3 separate regions of the Homo sapiens genome follow, and all the other regions are linked to region 1. A link is a loop called in an ENCODE intact Hi-C map of the cell type or tissue named here. Cell type or tissue: heart right ventricle. All regions are shown on one strand.

Region 1 (8,000 bases):
ACATGAGGAAAGAAAGCCCTCAAACTTACAGCATGGCCCAGGGGGTTACACACATGAGCGATAGTTGGCACTAAAACCCAGATATCTAAATTCCAACTGCTATTTCACCTTCTTTTTGTTTGTTTGTTTGTTTGTCTGTTTTTTGAGATGGAGTTTCACTCTTGCTACCCAGGCTGGAGTGTAATGTCACAATCTCGTCTCACTGCAACCTCCACCTCCTGGGTTCAAGCAATTCTCCTGCTTCAGCCTCCCGAGTAGCTGGGATTACGGGCATGCACCACCACTCTTGGCTAATTTTGTATTTTTAGTAGAGACGGGATTTCTCCATGTTGGTCAGGCTGGTCTCGAACTGCCAACTTCAGGTGGTCTGCCCACCTCAGCCTCCCAAAGTGCTGGGATTACAGGCATGAGACACTGCGCCCGGCCTATTTCCCCTTCTTTTGCACATTATAATTAGTTATGACTGTGTGGTCAGAATTAGATTTTTTAGAACTTTCCATCTCTATTAATTGTATTATATTTTAGAAATCAGATCATGAAGCCACACATATCTTCTGTTTTAATTTGTTTCCTTTCTTATGTTCTTTTTGTGTGTGTAGGGGGAAAAGGGTGTCTTCTTTTTAAAGGTTACTAAAAGTTAAAAGTTTTACAGTTTATTTTGTAACAAATATTTATTAAGCACCTACTAAGTGCAAAGATGAATACGATATTATCATTGCTAGTCAGAGAAAAAGAGGGAGAGTTGCTTTTTCTGCCATAGCCCTCCCACTTTTATTCCATGAATTCTGGCAGGTTACTTGTCCCTTCTAAATGTAAAATAATTAATGGACAAATAAGGATAATAATATCTTCCTTCTAGGATTACTATTATGAGGGAATAAGTTATACATTTTATGCAAAGCACCTAGCACCATGCTTGGCTCAAAGTAACATTCCATCTCTCTATTTATTCTTTTGTTAGTTTAACTTTAACTTCTGTGTTTCTTTAACTTAATTATTCTAGTTAGTTTAACTTTTCACATTTTTAGGGTGGGTGGCAGGTGCTGGAAAAAAAGGGATGTGGTGAGTATTCAATTTTTAAGCAATTCCAAACCCTTTTATTGGTTTGATATGTAATGATGATATATACATTGTAATGATGTGGTTATTAAATAAGTCCTCTATAATTTTCACTTCTCACCATTTTCCATTTTTGTATCAGAATTTAGATTCTTTATTTTTTTTTTCTTGCTCTGTCACCCAGGCTGGTGTGCAGTGGCGCAATCATGGCTTACTGCAGCCTTAACCTCCCAGGCTCAGGCGATCCTCATGCCTCAGCCTCCTGAGTAGCTGGGACTGCAGGTGCATTCCACCATGCCCGGCTAATTTTTGTATTTTTAATAGAGATGGGATTTCACCATGTTGGCCAGGCTGGTCTCGAACTCTTGGGAAGTGATCCACCTGCCTCAGCCTGCCAAAGTGTTGAGATTACAGGCATAAGCCACCACGCCTGGCCCAGAATTTAGCTTTTTAAGAGTTGTTATTTAAGAACTAAGACTTAAAAGTTAACTCCTGAAGTGAGAACTGCCTATTTATGAGCTCCATATTTGTGCTAGCACAGTTGACAGAAAAGATCTATTCTCAGTGCCCTTCTTTTTCTTCTTTACACCCATCACACCCAATCCTGCCAGCAACTTACAGCATGAGGACAACATTCACTATACTACAGGGCAATGTAAGGGTGTCTTGAGAAAGCCCTGCCTTGTGAAATGGATTATGTCAATCTTATGATTAATTCATGTTGAACACGCTAGATTAAAGAGCATTTCATGCATATTATCTCATTTGATATTATGGTAGCTTGTCTTCTCTTTATACTTCTCTCTTATTCTTTAGCCCATCGAGAGCTAGAGAAAACATTTCTACATGTTCTATTTGTGGATATTTTTCATGGAGGATGGCAGGAGGTAGAGGTAGATAAGAGGCTGAACTTCAAGTATTACAGAAATTTGTTGACATGTGGAAACGTGACAAGTTCTCTGCAAGTATGTGCACTGTTTAGACCAAGTCTTTTTAACAAGGATAGCCTGTGTGGATTTGTAGATAATGAGCTGGCTGCATTCTTTTACTTGAATTTTATTGAAGAGTTCAGCCGTAAACCTCACAGTTTAAAATGTGAAAACTAAGAAAAACAATACAAGTAGCCATGGAGAATTCCTGTACTGATGAGCTCTCTTTGGGATTTGGGGAAAAGAAGTGAGCACAGAAGGAAAGAATAGAGGAAAGGAAAGCGATTTCCCTAGCAGCTTTAGTGCTACACCTTTAAGACCTAAGTACAGTCAAGGCCAAAGGATAAACTGATTGGATACTGATATGTATTTAAAGAGAAAACATACATTTTCCACTTATCAAGGAATCCTTGTTTAGACATTAATGTATAAATATTACTGTAAATGCCCAAGACCCACCAAAAGAGCTTAAGTGCAGTGTTAACAATAATTCAGTTTCTCAATAAACATCTTGAGTAGGGCTTTTATATTTTAGAAGAAGATTAAAGTCAGTGCTATAAAAAGTATCTTCCACTTATTCATCCATAAAGAAAATCATGACAAATAAGCACCAGATGTGATTTTAGCCCACATTTATTAGAGAAATTAATTATTGACTCATGAAAGAAGAAAATTATGCAATTTCTATGATGATTCATTGTTTGGTGCTTTCAAGAACAAAGATGCCAGTTTTGATAAATGTAATATAAATCTCTGCTCAGGACCCAGGAAATTCAAGAGATGCTTATCAACGAATCATACGCACTCCTGAATCTAAGAACTCATTTCCAAATGTCAGCCACCAATCTGCAGTTAGTTAGAAAAGACCATTGCTTTATTCTGACCTGAAGTTAAATGAGTGACAGTGTGGGGGTGAAAACGTTTTGGCCCCGTTACCAATTTGGTGCACTATCTACTTCCCTAAACAAGGCTTTGGGAGCATGGCTTCCTCCATAATTATTCCCAACCACATCACTGCTCTAATCAACAGGTGCACCACCACGCGAGACTCCCCACCCAAGTCCTGTCTGCCTACAACTTGTAACCTGCCAAGCAAAGGCAAATGAAAAACAAGCGTATCTGTCCTCCTTTCATATCCCATTTTCCCCATTATCTATTTCTAGTACTTTAAAAAGTCCCCACAAGGTGGCAGAATTGTAACACGTTGAGATTGATGAGCCTCTACTGAGACTGTGAATTTTTTTTTTTATTATTATTGTTGTTTTAACACATTTGAGAGATTAGTGCGTCCAAAACAACACAGGTAAAGCATCACATCCATAGAGATGAGGACGCCTTCAAGTATACACTAGCTTAGAAAAGGATGATTCATCTTGCAATGACCATTCTTTAAAAGTTCCTTAAAATTACCTCATTAGATCTTTTCTCTTACCCTTTTTTCTTAGCTTAGATTTCAGTGGCAAGCAGAGTTGAAAACATCATCCTTAGTGACAAGATCATTTTATTTCTGAGCAAAGCACAGGGCAGTTTCTATTCCATCTCACTTGTTCCCCCTTTAAAATGCTAGAAGGAAAAAAGAAGCTTGAGCAGCTGGATGAGCAGCTCCACCCACTGTGGGACATGAGGCAGAAGGAAGAGAAGAGGAAGCAACACCGGGCAAAGCAATAAACTGGTGCTGCCCTGAACACATCATGTTTTTTTTCTTTTTGAGACAGGTTCTTGCTCTACTGTCCAGGTTGGAGTGCAGTGATGCAATCATAGCTCACTCTAACCTTGAACTCCTAGGCTCAAGTGATTCTCCTGCCTTGGCCTCCCGAGTAGCTGGGGCTTTCAGCATGCAACAACATGCCCAGCTAATTTTTTATTTTTTTAATTTTTTTGTTGTTGTTGTTCTTTTGGAGAGACAGAGGGGGGCAGGGGTCCTCACTTTGTTGCCCAGGCTGGTCTCAAACTACTAGCCTCAAGCGATCTTCCTGCCTCGGCTTTCCAAATGCTGGGATTAAAAACATGAGCCACCACGCCCATCCCTTACACCCATCAGACTTGGTTTCAGTTTACCCAAGGAAAAGTGATGCAAGGAAGACACCCTTTAACCAAGCAAGGGGGAGGTCGAGATTTGTACAAAACACTACCAAATTAGAGGGTGGGGAATTTTTGTCCCATTTAAATCCTAAGGTACATATTTTTAAAAACCCTCTTACACCAGCACTTCTCAGTCCTTTTCCAACTGCCAGTTTAATAAAGGAAGGTGATAGAAGTTTTATTAAAACAGTATCCATCCTGTTGCAAATCAATGATTGATAGTAAACATCACCTTGGATGTCCTTAAAAACAAAGGACTATACACCATAATGGCTTTAAACTTTGAGGTTACATGTTAGAGTGATCAGTTTGGTACAACTCTTTTCCATAACATTGGCTCATCTGAGAATACCGTTTTATTAAGCACTGCTTCTGCCTGCTTCTTGAGGGCTGCCCGTTGCAGAAACGGAGGATCTAATCCAGGAGGTGTTCTTCTTCCTAAATTTCAAGTGGATGTAACCTGTAATGATTCTTAAAAGAACTTTGACAAAGTCCCTGTCCTTTTCTGGTCAAAGGTTTTTTTCTAAAATGGCTTGACCAGTGCCTTGTCCATCTAGAAAATCTCATAGTATACAACGAAACAACAACAAAATAAAAACAAACCAAAAAACTGCTGCTTAGCTCAGGACCAGTTTTGGATACACCTGTCCAGTCTACCAGCAATCCAAAAGTTCCCCATAACATACAGCTGCTACCGGGAGTGTACAACTGCCACCTTGAAAATTTTTTAAATTTTAATAGAGAAGTTATATTGACATTTACATATAGTAATTAGACGAGTGACTGTAACCGCAATAATATGGACATAACCCACTGGTGGTTCTCTTTTAAGCTACATGTAATTGTTTCCTAATTCCTCAGCATCCATCCACCTTTCTTAATCCCTCAATTTTCAGAGCTGAGGGTGTAAAGATGTTTCAGTGAAATTCTGCCCCCAGTGGACTCACAGCAGATAGGATTATCTTAGTGATTTCTGAGGAAGACTGCAAGCTGCGTGTGTTTATCGAGACGGTCCTCTGTCCGGGAAATATCGTGAGAGGCTGATAAAAGATCCCAATTCTATTAATAGAAGTATTCATGACTGAGATCTTAAGCTACAGAGGCCTTTCCATTCGGGCTCTTTTTGCAGGCAGCGTAATAAGAAAGGTGCCACATGCTGCCTCTAAAAGAGGCCATTCAGCTGTGCGAATGAATAGCATTTTCCTGTCCTACCCACGGGGTTTTGCATAGCTGTGTGAATTTCGGCCACAGTCTGCTCTTTATAACTGACCATCTCCTGGGAAGCAAGAAGGGAAATACTTCCATGAAGACCAATTTTACGGCATTTCAAAACACTTTAAGCCTTTTACCTGCTGTGGCAGAGTGCTTCGTTTGACTAAGATCAAGAGAAAAGAGAACAAGGCTTTTCCTCATCAAGTAAAAATTTCCTGTGTGCTGATGAGTCATCTCTGAGGTACACTCTTTGGGAAGAACACTGTGCATCAAAAGCCTGCCTTGGGCTGCTTGAGAACCTCTGCTGAGTCAGCACTCACTGGGGCAGCGGCCCAGCCAGAGCTATTAAGTGCAGATCTTAAAAACAGATGTGTTGGTGAGAGTGTGCAGGTTATTTTCTCATGTACTGCATGTTCTAAGAGATGTCATAAGCAGCCTGTATATCGACCTATCTTGTGAAAATAGAGAACAGGGAAAGGAATTGTGGCTTTGGTAATTTAAGGAGCCTTGATTATTTATGGAGCTGTGTGTTATGGTAGCCAAATGTGATCTACTCAGCCAGGACTGCTGTATGCTTTGCAAGGCCCAGTGCAAAATGGAAAATGCAGGGCCCCTCACTGAAAAATTATTAAGAATTTCAAGATGGTGACAGCAGAGCATTAAACCATGTGACTGCACAGCCCCGCACCTAGCTCTCCCCCTCAGCACCCTAGGAAGCTGATCTTTGAACAGTGGCAGTTGAAATGGTGTATGGTGGGTTACATTTTTAAAATGTGCTGGGTTGCCTAGCAACTGGCAAGGGCCTGAATGGGCTGACGTGCAGGTTTAGATACACCATCTTGAAAGTCTACATTCATGGAAACCTTCTAGTGGACTGATAATTTTCAAGAAAAAGTAATATAGTGGGAGATGGAAATGGGGAGGGCAAGAAAAAACACATTTTGCTACTCTTATAACCCAAGTGGCTAGCTTGTCATTTTCCCTGTTCGATCTTCTAAGAATAGAGCTCTTCATATGTGAAGGAAAAATGAAAGGGAAATTCCAGTTTTCTCAGAAATATACATAAATTTTTAGAGGATAATGAAACTATGAGTTAATCAATAAATATGTCTGAGCACATTCCTTTAGCCATTCCAGGGTGTGATATGAGAAAACTGATTCACACGCACTGAGCACTCAATAATAAGTACTTACTATGCAGTAGACTACAGAGATGAATAATGTAGTTTTTATTCTTAAAGAATTACGCTAATATGTAAGAAACAATTAGACAGCATCATTACCTTTTTAAAGAACAGTCCATAATCTCCTGTTTTTCTCTCCTGGGTATTTTACAGGGTCCTTGTGCTGCAGAATCAGAACCAGCTCTTTTGATAGGGAGCAAGCAGTTCGGGCTTTCAAGAAACAGTCACATTGCAATTGCATTTGATGACACCAAAGTTAAAAACCGGTATGTATCATCCTGAGACACTGGGAAAGAACCGATAAATGAAGAACTGAGTATTTGTGTTTAATCAAGTTGAATCTACTACACTTATTAATTAATGAAGTTAGCTTTTCTTTTATTCACTGAGTACAATAGAGAATAGAATTTTATTTGTCTGAGCCTGAGGAGCCCAATTTAGGAAATCAGTAGCCTGATAAAGTCCTCATCTCTGAGAAGGTTTTACTCTCCTTTATGAAAATGCAGCCACGATCTGATACCGCTCTATTTTAGCATGAGAATGCTGTTATTTTTCTGTTTGACTTTGCATGCTTTTGTTTCACAGTCTCACAATTGAGTTGGAAGTAAGAACCGAAGCTGAATCCGGCTTGCTTTTTTACATGGCTCGCATCAATCATGCTGATTTTGCAACAGTTCAGCTGAGAAATGGATTGCCCTACTTCAGCTATGACTTGGGGAGTGGGGACACCCACACCATGATCCCCACCAAAATCAATGATGGCCAGTGGCACAAGGTAATAGTCCCCTGGATATTGGCAGTACCCTAAGGGAATTACTGAGTGGCAGCCATCAGCATTCTCCTGGTGCCAGTATATTTTGCCAGGGCAGACACTGACTCTGGCAGAAGCTAAAAATAAAATAAGTGCCATATACAACTACCACAATCTTGGAAAATGTGCTCAGACCTGTGTAGGTTTGCATTTGACCACTGGCATGCCTCATCATGGTTCCATCACTGCTATATGGCTGTGGTTTTCAAACATCTACCCATAAACTGAGGCCAGGTGGCTGAAGACATTTCCACTGCTCTAAGTGAGAAACGTAGAACAGAGTGTGTTCACCATCAAGCTCGATGTATTCAATTTTAAGGAATAATATTTATTCTGAGATTATATTATAGCATTTTTATGGTGGCTAAAAGGCCTTTCTATTATGAAATAGTATTTGCCAAAAGCAAAAGTTGGCAACACTAAAATGGGTCCCAAGACTCCCCACCTAACCACACAGTGGTCTGTGAAAACCAGGAATCCAGGAATCTCTGGTTGATCGTGTTTAAAGGGCTCTAAGGTATCATTTCTACTGACAGTTATTTGGAACAACTTTAAAAACGTTGGCCTTACACCCAGAAACTGGTACTATTATGGGCACAGAAGGCTCATTTGCCAGCTTACTGTCCTCTTTGGCATGACTGCAAATAGATAATATACTGCCTGATTAAAACAAAATCTCAACATTTGTCTCTGCACCTGCGATAGCCTATTAAAGCAAAGCTT
Region 2 (8,000 bases), 230 kb after region 1:
TCAGATTTTTAAATCCTTGAGCTGAAAACAATATGCATTTATTAAAATGTCAATTATATGCTATTCTGTACTATTTTTCATTTCTGTTTTCTGAAATAGTTTCTACCCCATTGCCTCTGTTTGACAAATGAGGAAACTGAAAGATTAGTCAGAGAGATTAAACAATTTGCCAGAGATAAAGCCAACAGTGCTTAGATTTGAACCCAGGTCTCTTGACTCTAAATCAATCATCTGACTTTTTACTAAAACATGCTGCTCATGACATCTGTTCAAAAAGGGGTATTATGGTATAGTTAGACGTTCCAGGCTCAGGCAGATTTGTGTTGTGTTGGTTGTCATTAATGAAACCTTAGAGAACAACTTAGCAGCTAGAGCTACAGTATTTCAAATGCTAGTCTTTCAACTAACAAACAAGACACCTTTGTTTGTTTACGTTTGACCAAGGAAATATCATGGATCTATATTGTATTCATATAAGTGTCCATAGATTCATTGGAATTCATTATAATGAATTCCAGGTCCATAACAAAGGATTGTTCCAAAGGTGACCCACTCTTAAGTTGAAATAACATTTGGTCCCAATAACTAAATCCCCCTGGACTGGAGTCCACTAAGTAGCAAAGCACTTGCCAGCTTGCTTACTTTCAGAGTACTCTCTGTACTCTGTCTCACCATAAGAGGGGTATGAGGCTGTTCTTTTAGCTATTTTTAGTTAAACATGCACTGCTAAAACACATACAATAGCCTAACATTTTAAAAAAGTGACAGCCTTCATTTCTCATGGGAAAGAACTGGTTATTAATTTAGATCTCCCTTAGACACTCTCTAGAAAGGCCCAATTACCTGAAGTATGAAAAACACTTCAAGGTATGACACCTATAACATGTTGACATGGAATGTGTCTCACTCTTTATTCTACTATTGTGCTATACTGAAGTTATTTATACTTCCGATAACCCCCTTTCCTCTGCTGTGCACACACATACACATATGCACACAGACTCCATAGGATTCTGTTTCCTGAGGGCAGGAAGTTCCATCCATTTCCCTACTCTCAATATGCCATCTGGCACACAGTCATTCATTAGCATTTGTTGAGCAAATATGCCGAAGTGCCAAAGTAAAAGCCACTGATCTGCCCAAGGACACGAGTAAATGCCTCGAGAGCTCTGCATCCCCACAAAGGAGGTGGATGGGTCAGTGTCAATCCTGAGAACAGCAAAATCAAGAAATAAGGTAGCTTTAAATCCTTGCTAGAATAGTTATCTGGTTAATAAATGCTGGAAGTCTGTGGTAAGAATAAGCTGTTGCACTGAATCAGTTATTAATACAACCCTATATCACCTGTGAAGGAAAAGTAACATCAACTATAAATTCTGAAATTGCAAGGAAAAATAATCATTTTCACTCTATGCTTTTACCTCCCCTCTCCTAAAGAAACCAGAACCACTGTCAGATTAGCAATGACTGATTTCTCAATAGTCACAACCTGTCTTTATCTTATTGAGCTTCAGAATACATGATAAAATTGCACCAAGAGAAGAATATGAAGTCCTTGATTCTCTACAGCACAGCATTAAACCACTACTTTAATCACTAATCAACAACCATAATTTAGCCTAATTATAAATTACAAGTATCTAATTTTAGAAGATCTTTGCTTTATAAATCCTAGACACTGGAGACATTATTAACTTAGCTCCTTGAAATTATTCCAGGGCCGGAAACATCCCTTGTACATTCTTGCTGCATGTATCTGGTCTAGAAACAGACCTGTAATCAGGATCTTTTCTTCAGGTTTCTAGGGGTCAGAGCAGCCATCTATTTGGTATGAGTTGAGCATCTCTGAGAAGGCAATTATATGCCACCCACCCAAATCTCTCTTCTCCTTATACTTGAAATATCCCCTTGGGCCTCAGATTTTATTTTAATCGCTCCCCCAAGGTACTGGTCCCAGGAAATGTGGTAAATTCAAGCCCTTATCAATGTAACAAAGACGCGAGTCAAGGAGATCCCTGAAATGGGAAAAGAAATCCCAGAAAGGAAGGGACTAATTTGTCCCAGAATATACACACGTGCATGGAGAACATAAGCCTTTTGCTTGTAGCTTTGAACTACCACCAACTATGTTTCTGTTGGGTGTTGAACATTTTCAACTAGAACTGGGACAACCGAAGTATTATCTTTACCAGGTGTAACTACTGGCATAAAAAAAGAAAGGCAAAAACCACTGTGGTCCTTCAAGATGTGATGGGCCAGTGACATCGCGCTGAATTTTCTGATTTGTAAAATGAGGGGTTGTGCTGCTCCTGGGGACCCCCGCACACCTTTAAGCTCCCACATGATGGGTCTATGGTATATATCTATGGCGCAAATTTCACTGGCAGTGTGATGGACCACACTTTGTACATGGGCAGGTCATATAGGTATGATGATGACAGTCGCCAACTGATTCAAAGAACAGTGTCCCAAAACTCCTGACCTCTGGAGATACTGGACAGTCAAGAGTACTAAGCAGCAAAACAAATGGGGGAAAAATGTTTGCTCCCCTGGCCTCCTACTCCTTGAGCGGCCTTCTATAGGAAATTGCAAATCATTGAGAAAGCTACAGGGGGCTAGGCACAGCGGCTCACGCCTGTAATCCCAGCACTTTGGGAGGCCGAGGCGGGCAGATCACGAGGTGAGGAGATGGAGACCATCCTGGCTAACATGGTGAAATCTCGTCTCTACTAAAAATACAAAAAAAATTAGCCAGACATGGTGGCGGGCGCCTGTAGTCCCAGCTACTTAGGAGGCTGAGGCAGGAGAACGGCGTGAACCCGGGAGGCAGAGCTTGCAGTGAGCCGAGATCGCACCACTGCACTCCAGCCTGGGCGACAGAGCGAGACTCCATCTCAAAAAAAAAAAAAAAAAAAAAAAGAAAGAAAGAAAGCTACAGGGTAGCAGCTTTAGCAAGTGAATGCTAGTAACTTTTTTTTACCCTGAAAATCGCACAGTGGTGCTGATGATTAGTCATTCCTGATCATCACATGATGCTGAACTTCATGAAGTACAACGGCTAATGTGTATGGTCTTCCCGTTAAGACAGAGGCAGCCTAGTAGAGACTTGGCTTTGGAAAAGGAAGCTAGTATTAGGAGTTTATCTTTACTGTTTAGAGTTGACTTTATCTCAAAGGATGTCAGCAGCATATATCATGTGACAGCGGATCAGTCACGACACCTCATCTAAATGCAGTCATCATAGTACGTGGTCTTCCCACTGCCTTGCCTACCGTCCATAAAAAGAGGGTCACTCTAGTCCCTGACAGCCATGCCTTCATACCATCCACCTCCAGCCAGAACTAATAATTCAGGGGTAGCAGTGTGAAAAAGACCAGCAGCTTCAGGAATTTTGGGTTCCAGAACTGATATGGATACTAATTAGCTCTGTGCAAGTTAACTTTTCTCTGTCTCCATGTCCTAAACAATGAAAGGGCTGATTAGACCATATGAGCTCTCAGCTCCCTTCCATCTTCAGTGATTCTTTGATAATAATATAAGTTATCCAAATGGTATCATTTATTATGATTGCTTACTGTGTGCCACGCACCATACTAAGTGCTTTTCATTTATCATCTATTTTAATCCTTGCAAAAAGAGAGGAAAATGACATTATCCTCACTTTATAGATTAAAAACTGGCCGGGCGCAGTGGCTCACGCCTGTAATCCCAACACTTTGGGAGGCCGAGTCAGGCGGATCACGAGGTCAAGAGATCGATCGAGACCATCCTGACTAACATGGTGAAACCCCGTCTCTACTAAAAATACAAAAATTAGCTGGGCCTGGTGGTGCGTGCTTGTAATCCCAGCTACTTGAAAGGCTCAGGCAGGAGAATCGCTTAAACACAGGAGGCGGAGGTTGCAGTGAGCCGAGATTGCGCCACTGCACTCCAGCCTGGTGACAGAGCAAGACTCCATCTCAAAAACAAACAAACAAAAAACCTTAAGACTCAAAAATGGAGTTTACAGAGTTCTTCCCTGCTTATACCTTTCAGTCAAAGGGTGTTCTTTGTTTAAAAATCACACACAAATTCAGTGAGACAACAACAAAAATTCACGTAAAACCAGACCGAATATGAAATAGTATTATTCTAACAATTCTATTTTATCAACTGATGACTTCACTTTTTACTCTGCTTTTTTAAACTGCCAAATCAAGTGAATAGATTCATTATTTTAAACACAGTGTTGCATAAATCTAGATGATTCCTCTGACAAACCTCTAAGAAGGTGTATGACAATGATACGCAGGTACTGAAATCAAAAGCAGCTTTAGGAAAACTAATCTTCCGTATCTAGGGCCTCGTGTTAAAAATGCCTTCGTCAGGGGTGACTCCACTTCAGTGCCAAATGTCTGTCATTCACCTGCCACTTCCATCAAGTATTAATATGAAAAAAGGCAACGTTTTTACCTGTTATAATGAGGTGAACTTTTAGCTTTAATTTGATTGCCACCTGCTGGCTAAAAGACACAACCTTCCTTCCGCAGCAAAAACTGCTTGGTAACTCAGAAGGATAAATGCAAACAAATGAAATTCATATCATTAGCAAAGCCAGCGCTCACTTCTACCAGGTTGTCTTCTAAAAGGAAGGGAACTAATATTTAATGTGTCTATTGTATGTCAGGTGCTATGCTAGGTGCTTCAGATTACTATATTATTACATTTAATCAGTTCCAAACCATGTGACATACCACCATTTTGAAGAAGGAAAAACAAGCAACTGCCTTCACATCACACAAACAAAAAGCAGCAACAATCCGAAACTAGGTCTCACCTAGACAACTTTTCTTCATCATCAGCATATCCTCATTCCATGATTCCATGATTCCACCCTACCATGGGATGCCCTAGTAATCTCATGCTATCCAGAAAATATTGGTGAGCTGAGGCTAAGAAGCAGAGCTATAATTCACTGTAGAGTCACAAAGCCTTCCTGATATTTCACAGGGAAGCAGAGGCAGGCCAGATAAATACCTCAAAACATTAGCAGGGAGAGCCAGCAACAATTAGTCAAAGGTAGAACGAGAAGACTGTGAAAGTCATCAACAGAAGCAACATAAGGGGATGAGAAAAAAGACTTGAATAATTACAAACCTTCAGTCCTTTAGCAAAAACAAAAACAAAAAAAAGAAAATAAGGAGTGTTGGGTATTTTTCTTTGGTCCATTTAGGAAAGACTCATCTGCTCACCCATCTCCTGGGGGTCCCTGGGTACTGGTGCTGTGTAGCACACACATGGCCCAGCGCCTGGCCACCAAGAGCTCACCATCTTGTTGGCCAGGCAAATATAAAGGAAGGCTTTCGTGCTAGAGGTGCTCAGAGCCCCTCTCTCACTCTTATCTACCATCTCCTTTTGTCTTTGAGAGCCTTTACCACTGAAAAAACAACGGCTAGTGTTTGAGTGATAACTTTGTGCCGGACACTGTTCTAAGCACTTTAATATATTAACTTAATCTTCACACAATGGTAAGAGATAACTGGTATCTTTAATCTCTCTTCCATAGATAGGAGGGTAAGCAACTTGCCTGAGATCACACAGATCTCTTAAGCTATGGAACCAGTGTTCAAATCTAGGCACTTTGAGGCACTTTGTTTCACAATTCATATCTTTAAAAAATAGTTTACGTGGCCTCTCAGAGAATCATGATCGCCTTGGTTTCGCAGAGGAAGACTAGGAACAGAAAGATCAAGTGATTTATCATATGTTGTACAGTTTAGAAGCCAGCAAGGCCACAAGTGGAACTAATTCTCCAACGATTTGTCAGTCCAGTTATCTATTATTACTATCATGTTGCTTCTGAAAATAAGAATAATGACACAACAAGCAGAAAGAACATACACATGCTAAGGACATGCTAAGGAAGTTCAGGGTCAGGTTGTTGGGAACAGAATCTGCAGTAGTAATGATGGTGGAATGTGCTTATTCCAGCAAGGCTGCTGGAGGTTGGGAGTTACCTCCAGACCCAGCCCATCAGGCTGAGAACCCTCTGTTATCTTGGAGGCCAGCTCTACTCCACAGAGAGGCCTGGCACGAAGAAACAATTCTGTTAGTGAGAAGTGATTAATTAGACATCACAGATAACCCCTGTACTTGGAGGAAGCATGTGAACTTCCATTTATATGGTTTATCAAATTAGAATGATCATCAACTTCTGGGGCAAATTCAAATGTCAGCTTTATGTTCTAGCGTCAATTGGAAAGAGAATAAAATTACAATCCACTCCAAACACCACTACTCTGAAAGTAACACCCACACAAAATCATATCCTCAGATGAAATTTTACTTGGAAGTTTTAGGAGGAATAATTATCATTTAACAATCATTTTTCACTTTGTCTAAGACCACGATAATTGGGGAATATAGTTATAACTAGCATTTACCACCAATCAAAATATTGACACCGAAGGCAGTGTTTAATGAGATAGATCAGGAATTTAACCGGTCCAGAATTAAGGACAGAAAATCACAAACTGATGATCACCAGTGAGTAGACCTAAAGGAATTTGATGAGTGTTTCTACCTTGATTACATGTATTCAATTTCATAGGACACTAAAGCTTGTATTGCACTATAGTTTAAAAATTTTTTTCCACCATATAATGTGTACGTGTTTTCCTTTATGAGGGCTATTGGAGGAAGGGGAAAAAATGCAAGTAGAGAAAGGAAAAAAGTAGGATGGAAAATGTAGGAGATTCCACAGAGAATTTTATAATAATTATAATATTCATTGTTATAAAATACTTTATAATCATTGCCAATAGCTTGAAGATACTTATATCCTGCTCTGCCCCTGAGCTAAATAAACTGAATTTGAGCTTTAGTGTAACATTTCAAGAAAAATATGTATCTAGAGAGGATAATCAGAATGGTATGAAATTCTCAAAATATATATGAGAAAAAGTGGAAAGAAACAGGAATGCTTGCCTTTGAGAAGGAAAAAACCATTCGGAAATAATAATAGCAAACATTTACTGAATGTGTTTTATATACCAGACATGGTGCTATGCAATTTACATGTATTATCTCATTTAATCCTTACAACAACCACATAAGGTAAGTATTATTGCAATTTACAGATGAAGAACTGAGGATTAGAAATACTCACTCTCATCCAAGATCATGAGTTCACAAATGGGGAAGGTAAAACCTACCGGCAGGTCTGCCTTATGTAAAAGCCTAGCATCTCATTCAATCTGCTGTATGGCTGCAATGTAAGAAACAATTGCCCAGCCTGTATTGTAGAGACCGTGTTGATAGACAGGTTCTAGTACCACTGCTGCCACCACCTGGGAATATGACTTTAGGTAAATTATCATCTCAATACATTGCTGTCCCCTCATCTACAAAGCAGCAGTTTGGATGATCATTAAAGATTTTTATTACTTAGATTCTATAACTCCAAATATTTGAAAATGTATTGAATAGGAAATGAATGAATTTTGTTGCTCCAGATGGCAGAATCAGAAGAAATGGGCTTATACAGAAACTGATTGTCTATAACACATGGATTTTTCTGGCACTTCTATAGAATAAAATGGAACAGAGAAACATACAGAATAAGAGAATCAATAAAAATATAAGTCCCAAACTCTTTCAATGTTAAATACATTTACATTTTAGCGGTATTTTCATATATTTCCTAATAATGGTATAGTAGAACCAAAAATTTACCCTGAATTCAAATTTTACAAAATAAAATTCTAAAATTATATTCTGTGCACCTTCTAATTATTTTCCTATCTTTGAGGCAGTGACTTTCAAAAAAATTAAATTCTGAATATCTTAAATGCTAAAATGATTTTAGTAATTTGAGGCAGTTAAAATGTAATTTTGCAGTGCTAATGAAAAGTGTTTTAAAACATCTATAATCTACCAAAAAAACATGTTGACATATTTGTCAGAATAATCCATTCTAAAATATAAATGTTTTAGATGAATTTAATTATTTTTCTTTCAAA
Region 3 (8,000 bases), 76 kb after region 1:
ACTACTGGGCAAATAACGAAATTAAAGCAGAAATAAGTAAGTTATTTGAAATCAATGAGAACAATGACACAACACACCAGAATCTCTGGGACACAGCTAAAGCAGTGTTTAGAGGGAAATTTATAGCACTAAATGCCCACTGGAGAAAACAGGAGAAATCTAAAATCGACACCCTACCATCACAATTAAAAGAACTAGAGAAGCAAGAGCAAACAAAATTCAAAAGCTAGCAGAAGACAAGAAATAACTAAGATCAGAGCAGAACTGAAAGAGATAGAGACATGAAAAACCCTTCAAAAATCAATGAATCCAGGAGCTGTTTTTTTTTTTGAAAAGATTAACAAAATAGATAGACCACTAGCCAGACTACTAAAGAAAAAAGAAGAATCAAATAGACACAATAAAAAATGATGAAGGGGATATCACCACTGATTCCACAGAAATACAAACTACCATCAGAGAATACTGTAAACACCTCCACACAAATAAACTAGAAAATCTAGAAGAAATGGATAAATTCCTGGACACATGCACCCTCCCAAGACTAAACCAGGAAGAAGTCGAATCCCTGAATAGACCAATAACAAGTTCTGAAATTGACACAGTAATTAATAGGCTACCAACCAAAAAAAGCTCAGTACCAGATGGATTCACAGCCAAATTCTACAAGAGCTAAAAAGAGGAGCTGGTACTATTCCTTCTGAAACTATTCCAAACAATAGAAAAAGAGGGACTCCTCCCTAACTCATTTTATGAGGCTAGCATCATCCTAATACCAAAACCTGGCAGAGACACAACAACAAAATAAAATTTCAGGCCAATACCCTGATGAACATCGATGTGAAAGTCCTCAATAAAATACTGGCAAACTGAATCCAGCAGCACATCAAAAAGCTTATCCACCACGATCAAGTTGGCTTCATCCCTGGGATGCAAGTCTGCTTCAACATCCACAAATCAATAAACATAATCCATCACATAAACAGAACCAATGACAAAATCCACATGATTATCACAATAGATTCAGAAAAGGCCTTTGATAAAATTCAGCACACCTTCATGCTAAAAACTCTCAATAAACTAGGTATTGATGGAACATATCTCAAAATAATAAGAGCCATTTATGAGAAACCCACAGCCAATATCATATTGAATAGGCAAAAGCTGGAAGCATTCCCTTTGAAAACCAGCATAAGACAAGGATGTCCTCTCTCATCACCCTATTCAACATAATATTGGAAGTTCTGGCCAGGGCAATCAGGCAAGAGAAAGAAATAAAGCGTATTTAAATAGGAAGAGAGGAAGTCAAATTGTCTCTGTTTGCAGATGACATGATTGTATATTTAGAAAACCCCATCATCTCAGCCCAAAATATCCTTAAGCTGATAAGCAACTTCAACAAAGTCTCAGGATACAAAATCAGTGTGCAAAAATCACAAGCATTCCTATACACCAATAATAGACAAACAGAGAGCCAAATCATGAGTGAACTCCCATTCACAATTGCTATAAACAGAATAAAATACCTAGGAATACAACTTACAAGGGATATGAAGGACCTCATCAAGGACAACTACAAACCACTGCTCACAGAAATAAGAGAGGACACAAACAAATGGAAAAACATCCCATGCTCACGGATAGGAAGAATCAATATCGTGAAAATGGCCATACTGCCCAAAGTAATTTATAGATTCAATGCTATCCCCATCAAGCTATCATTGACTTTCTTCACAGAATTGGAAAAAAATAATTTAAATTTCATATGAAACCAACAAAGAGCGCGTATAGCCAAGACAATCCTAAGCAAAAAGAACAAAGCTGGAGACGTCATGCTACCTGACTTCAAACTGTACTACAAGTCTACAGTAACCAAAACAGCATGGTACTGGTACCAAAACAGATATATAGACCAATGAAACAGAACAGAGGCATCAGAAATAACGCCACACATCTACAACCATCTGATCTTTGACAAACCTGACAAAAACAAGCAATGGGGAAAGGGTTCCTTATTTAATAGCGTTGGGAAAACTGGCTAGCCATATGCAGAAAACTGAAACTGGACGCCTACCTTACACCTTATACAAAAATTAACTCGATGGATTAAAGACTTAAATATAAGATCTAAAACCATAAAAACTGTAGAGGAAAGCCTAGGAAATACCATTTAGGACATAGGCATGGGTGAAGACTTCATGACTAAAACACCAAAAGCAATGGCAATAAAAGCCAAAATGGACAAATGGGATCTAATTAAACTAAAGAGCTTCTGCACAGCAAAAGAAACTACCATCAGAGTAAACAGACAACCTACAGAATGGGAGAAAATTTTTGCAGTCTATCCATCTGACAAAGGGCTAACATCCAGAATCTTCAAGGAACTTAAACAAATTTACAAGAAAAAATCAACCCCATCAAAAAGTGGGTGAAGGATATGAACAGACACTTCTCAAAAGAAGACATTTATGCAGCCAACAAACATGAAAAAAAGCTCATCATCACTGGTCATTAGAGAATTGCAAATCAAAACCACAATGAGATACCATCTCATGCCAGTTAGAATGGTGATCGTTAAGAAGTCAGGGAACAACAGATGCTAGAGAGGATGTGGAGAAATAGGAACACTTTACACTGTTGGTGGGAGTGTAAATTAGTTCAACCATTGTGGAAGACGGTGTGGTGATTCCTCAAGGATCTGGAAGCAGAAATACCATTTGACCCAGCAATCCCGTTACTGGCTATATGCCCAAAGGATTATAAACCATTCTACTATAAAGACACATGCACACGTGTGTTTACTGCAGCACTGTTCACAATAGCAAAGACTTGGAACCAACACAAATGCCCATCAATGATAGACTGGATAAAGAAAATGTGGCACATATACACCATGGAATACTATGCAGCCATAAAAAAGGATGAGTTCATGTCCTTTGCAGGGACATGGATAAAGCTGAAAACCATCATTCTCAGCAAACTAACACAGGAACAGAAAACCAAACACCGCATGTTCTCACTCGTAAGTGGGAATTGAATAACGAGAACACATGGAGACAGGGAGTGGAACATCACACACCAGCGCCTGTCAGAGGTTGGGGGGCTAGGGAAGGGATAGCATTAGGAGAAATACCTAATGTATATGACAGGTTGATGGGTGCAGCAAAACACCATGGCACATATATACCTGTGTAACAAACCTGCACGTTCTGCACATGTATCCCAGAACTTAAACTATATTAAAAAAAAAAAAAGTTAATTATGCCTTCTTATCTTAGACATCCCTTCACTTACTTTCCCGGTTCACTGCCTTCCTTCTTGTCATAATCGTTCTGCTTGAAATGGACGTTGTGAAAAGCCTAATTTCAGCTTAGAAAAATGTCCTCTTCTACCGCCCTTCCCATTCAATGGATTAAGGATAAAAGCAGACAAACAGATTGAACATAGAAACTCTGAAATTATTTACAATTTCAGAATCGGTAATCAAAGCAAGAGCTCCACAGTGTTCTTACCTAGCTGCCTTGCAGATGCCTGGCACTGAGTCTTAGCAACTTCCCTATGAACTCGGGTTCATTTTAAAAACTTCCCGTAGTTTCGATTCAAAGGAATGCCTGACCAATACTGCCACCTACTGATGAGTAGGTGAGAAATCAGGACAATCAGATGGAGAGTCCAAACCAGTTTAATGAAAACGAAGACAGACAATAATGAAAAATTCCTTGAAGTCGGTAAAATAATCTGCCTTTCCCAGAGAGTACTAGTAAGGAATTTACATCGAATCCTACAGCAGCATTAAGCAAAGATTGTGTAAGTGCAAAGAATTACAATGACCTCTGATACAGTCTGGCTCTGTGTCTCCACCCGAATCTTATCTTGAATTGTAATCTGAATTGTAATCCCCATATGTTGGGGGAAGGATCTTGTGGGAAGTGACTGAATCATGGGGGCAGTTCCCCGTGCTGTTCTTGTGATTGTGAGTTCTCACAAGATCTAATGGTTTTGTGAGGGGCTTTTCCCCGCTTCACCCTGTGCTTCTCATCCTTCTCCTTCCTGGCACCATGTGAAGGACATGTTTGCTTACCCTTCTGCCATGACTGTAAGTTTCCTGAGGCCTCCCCAGCCATGTAAGTCAATTAAACCTCTTTATAACTCACCCAGTCTCAGGTATTTCTTCCTAGCAGTGTGAGAACAGATTAATGAAGCCTCTTTCAGAAAAGAGCATCACCAACGTTACCAGGACAACCAGTCCTCCTTTAAGAATTCAAATGTTTTAAACTCAAGGCAAATATATTTATTTTTATTTTGTCTCATACACACACAGAAAAACAAATAAAAATCTAGCCTGAGATTTAAAACTCACTAAGGAAAAAAAATCACAGCAAAAGCAGTAGGTTAACATCAGGATATTTATATTCAAGGCTCTATGGTATCAAGTTTTTTTTCTCTTTAGAGCCAGGCATGGTGGCATGCACCTGTGGTCCTAGCTACTCACGAGGCTGAGGCAGGAGGTTTGCTTGAGCCCCAGTGCTTGAGGCTGCAGTTAGCCGCGAATGCACTGCTGTACTCCAATCTGGAAAACAGAGCAAGACCCTGTCTCTAAAAAATTTGAGATTTTTTAAAGTCCATATTTTTTTGTTATTTAAACGTGATATTATTCAACATTGATGAACTTGGGTCGTGAGTTCTAAAAGGGATTCAAAATAAAATGGCATTTTCACTTTTTTAAAATTAAGATACTTTTTCATGATCAAAAATATGTTGTGTCTCCCTCCTGACCCTCCTTTTCAGGTAGGTAGCAAACGTTGCGAAATTTAGTTGGCATATGCTTCAGACAACCTTTTACTTAAATCATTATCCTCACTGCTATCTTTTTTTTTGAAGTTGTATACTCCTAAAATGTTTTAAGCACTTAATTTTTCTTTTATATTATTAATTGTTTTCAACCCACTAATAAGTACCATTTTGCTAATTGGGAAATTAATACATATTGTCAAAGAAACAGACTAAACTGTATTTTGAAAATCCTGAAGAATAAAAATTTGTAAAAGGAAAAAAACTAAAGACGAAAACATATTTACATCTCTGACATCTTCCTACTTTAAAAATTACAAAGAAAATAGAAAATAGAGGTGACTTTTAATAACAAAAAAGTCCATTTCTCAATATTAATAAAAAAAAAGCAAAAATACTCATAAACACATAGGATTAAAAGTAATGATTCCAAGAGAAGATAATTTAGAAAAAGGCATTTAATTACAAAATTTTCTTTTAAATAAAAAAGCAATGGCACGAATCACCACAAAATCATTTAAGTGATCATATCCACAGGCTGTTCTTGTAATTATATGCTAAAAATTTATGACTGTTCTCATTAACAGCATTCCCCCCCTTCATTAGAGACATCAAGAGCTTCTGAGAATGTGTAGTTTTTCCTAAAGTACTACTAAAAGTATCATGAACACCGTTTGTGCAGCATTCATTTACATCACCTTTTATTTACTATATTCTAAACTCATAAAATATTTAACATTTCTCTACTTCATTTCTTATTTACAGTACAGAGGCTCATCTCTTGTCACAATATGGTTTGTGCATTAAAATCCCTGGGAATAGTACTTTCAAGAACATTTTAATAAATTGACTCCGATTATTTAAAATAAGAACACAAACAAAAGCTTTTTCACCCAGAAGAATAATTCTTCCAGTAGACTTATTCAGGACTTAAAAAAAAAAATCCCTCTTTAAGTAAAATACATTCTTCAACCATTACTGGATTATACTATCATGCATATTTATAATGCTAATAATGACAACACGTAAAGCCAGCTATGACTTTTAAAATTCCATTTAGAAGAGTACAGTAGACAGAAAGTGCTTTGGCTTTCACTCTCTTGTTATCCATAATCCAATTATTATTTCACATGGGTATATTTTATTTATTCTTAGTATATAAGTATTTAATGGTTCAGTAATAACTGGCAGCTTCTGACAGTCCTATTTTCTTGGTCGCTGATACGGTTCTGTGAACATAAGTCAGATGAACTGAAAAAAAATGCAAATCACTTCCTGTGATACAGCAGGAAAAGGTGGAATGTTATTATTTGAGCAAATGATTCAAAGAGATGAATACTAACATTCTGTCGTGACAGGAATACTGTGAAATTAGGTATGTTTTAATGTGCTGTCTTCACAACTTGCCATACCTGGTATTTGTTATCTTTTTGGTCAAAAAGCAAACCTAACTGGGAAAGGGTAGATGTGAGGAGGTAATAGAGGTGAGAGAGCATATATTACAGTATATATGATTTTAGGAGAAAAGAATGGGAAGAGAAGACATTTCCACATATTAAAAAAAAAAACTATGTCACATCTGGACACATTTCACAGAGCATATGAAAACTGCCCACAAACTAATTAAGCCTCTTTACTCTCACTCCAGAAATTTTTTTTCTAATAATAACATTAATAATAATTAATATAATTCTGGCAGCAGCACAAATCTATGACTTTTTAAGGCTTAAGAGAGTCATTTTTAAATACTTGGGTACAACTGAATAATATGAGTCCTGCCATTTCTTTTATTTACACTCTTGACTCAGCAAGAATTATGACAGAAGTCCACATGGTTATCTGCAGCTTGTTAAGTCTTCTACAATGGCTTTGACTTTATAACCCACTCAGCATTTGGGTTAAGCTGATATAAATCCTTCATGTAAGTGTCATCATCAAGGCAGCGTTCCCCTGTTAAAATAGATGTTGTGTCAGTTTAATACAGCAGGTAGATTGGTATGCAATTTTAAACTTAAGCTTAATTATTTAACTCTTAAGTCTTGGACTTCAAAATACTTATTCTACTTTGGGAGGCCGAGGTGGGCAGATTGGTTGAGATCAGGAGTTTGAGGCCAGCCTGGGCAACATAATGAAACCCCATCTCTACAAAAAATACAAAAATTAGCTAGGCATGGTGGCTTGCACCTGTAGTCCCAGCTACTCAGGGGGCTGAGGTGGGAGGATGGCTTGAGCTCAGGAGGTGGAGGTTGCAGTGAGCTGAGATTGCGCCACTGCACTTCAGCCTGGGTGACAGAGGCAGACACTGTCTCCAAAACAAAACAAATAATAATAATAAAAAAAAAACTTCTCATTCTTTCCTGTTTCTCAAAATATTGTAAGAATTGGCCAACAATTGGAAAAATAAATTTGGTAGTCTTTCTCCAAATGAATAGGTTTCAAATTAATTTAGGAAGCTGAAAATACTTTGTATGATAGGCTTTTAAATAGTTCCTTAAAAGCTTAATCATCTTATTAGGAGGGGCAATGGTTTTGAATCCACCTAAGAAACTACACTTAATTCCCAAGATCTAAAAGGAAAATAAGAAATCAAATCTATTAATATTTAAATAACCTTTACTAATAGAGTTAACAATTCCAGGTTTCTAGTGTCATGGCCTATTTAAGAATAAACCTTCACATTCCTATATTTAACTTTTAATATTTACTAACATTTTTAATTCCCACAAAAACACCCTACAAAATTTATTGCAAAATTATTTTTAATTACTATTTTGAACTTAACATGATTTCATTTATTTCTTAATAATTTTACCCTTACCATTTCCAAGAGTCAAAAAAGAAAAAAAGATTATTTTAAATTTTTAAAAAGAGATGGTTAAGACTCACTGATAATTACAAAAGGGTAAAATATAAAACATGGTCAAAGTTAATTCATTCCATTTTTTAAATTACTAATGTGAATTTGAGTGTGTGTGCATGTGTATAAAATTTAGCAGGAAATCAACTATGGCAAAAGTAAATCTGCTTTTACTAAAAATATCTAATACTGTACTATAATAAAGTGTTATCTTAGCCTTATATAAGCTCAACTACTTCCTTTACTATGTGACATGAGTATATTACAAAGAAGAGAGTTTTGAAAAACTTGCATCATTAACCATTCCAGGAGTTATTCTTACTGTATAGGGAACTTGCCTTTGCTGAAATTG

Evidence for each region. Peaks named below come from ENCODE experiments on the same cell type or tissue, not always from the same donor. Only the 100,000 strongest peaks of a DNase experiment are listed, where the experiment ranks them.
Region 2: it touches region 1 in a loop (2.9-fold over the local background); 36 of 110 quality-filtered maps call a loop at or near these places.
Region 3: it touches region 1 in a loop (8-fold over the local background); 84 of 110 quality-filtered maps call a loop at or near these places.

What each region holds. Positions count from the first base shown.
Region 1 is chr6:129,496,040-129,504,039 of GRCh38, forward strand. It overlaps LAMA2 (laminin subunit alpha 2), which reads left to right. Exons shown (of 65, transcript NM_000426.4): 59 at 6,620-6,732; 60 at 7,052-7,241. It overlaps LOC102723409 (a long non-coding RNA gene), which reads right to left. Exons shown (of 8, transcript XR_001743860.2): 7 at 6,566-6,752. Among named protein-coding and RNA genes, the nearest start is that of ARHGAP18, 210 kb to the right of the region's middle. RefSeq lists an enhancer at 5,670-6,869. In heart right ventricle, CTCF peaks have their summits at 3,176 (motif pointing right), 3,375 and 5,010; a DNase peak (open chromatin) is centred at 5,593; H3K27ac peaks cover 5,262 bases.
Region 2 is chr6:129,726,196-129,734,195 of GRCh38, forward strand. No RefSeq gene overlaps it. Among named protein-coding and RNA genes, the nearest start is that of ARHGAP18, 20 kb to the left of the region's middle. In heart right ventricle, a CTCF peak has its summit at 4,511 (motif pointing left); no DNase peak of the experiment used is centred here.
Region 3 is chr6:129,571,864-129,579,863 of GRCh38, forward strand. ARHGAP18 (Rho GTPase activating protein 18) reads right to left here. Exons shown (of 15, transcript NM_033515.3): 15 at 4,269-6,741. The coding sequence ends at 6,650. Among named protein-coding and RNA genes, the nearest start is that of ARHGAP18, 130 kb to the right of the region's middle. In heart right ventricle, a CTCF peak has its summit at 3,636 (motif pointing left); no DNase peak of the experiment used is centred here; H3K4me3 peaks cover 560 bases.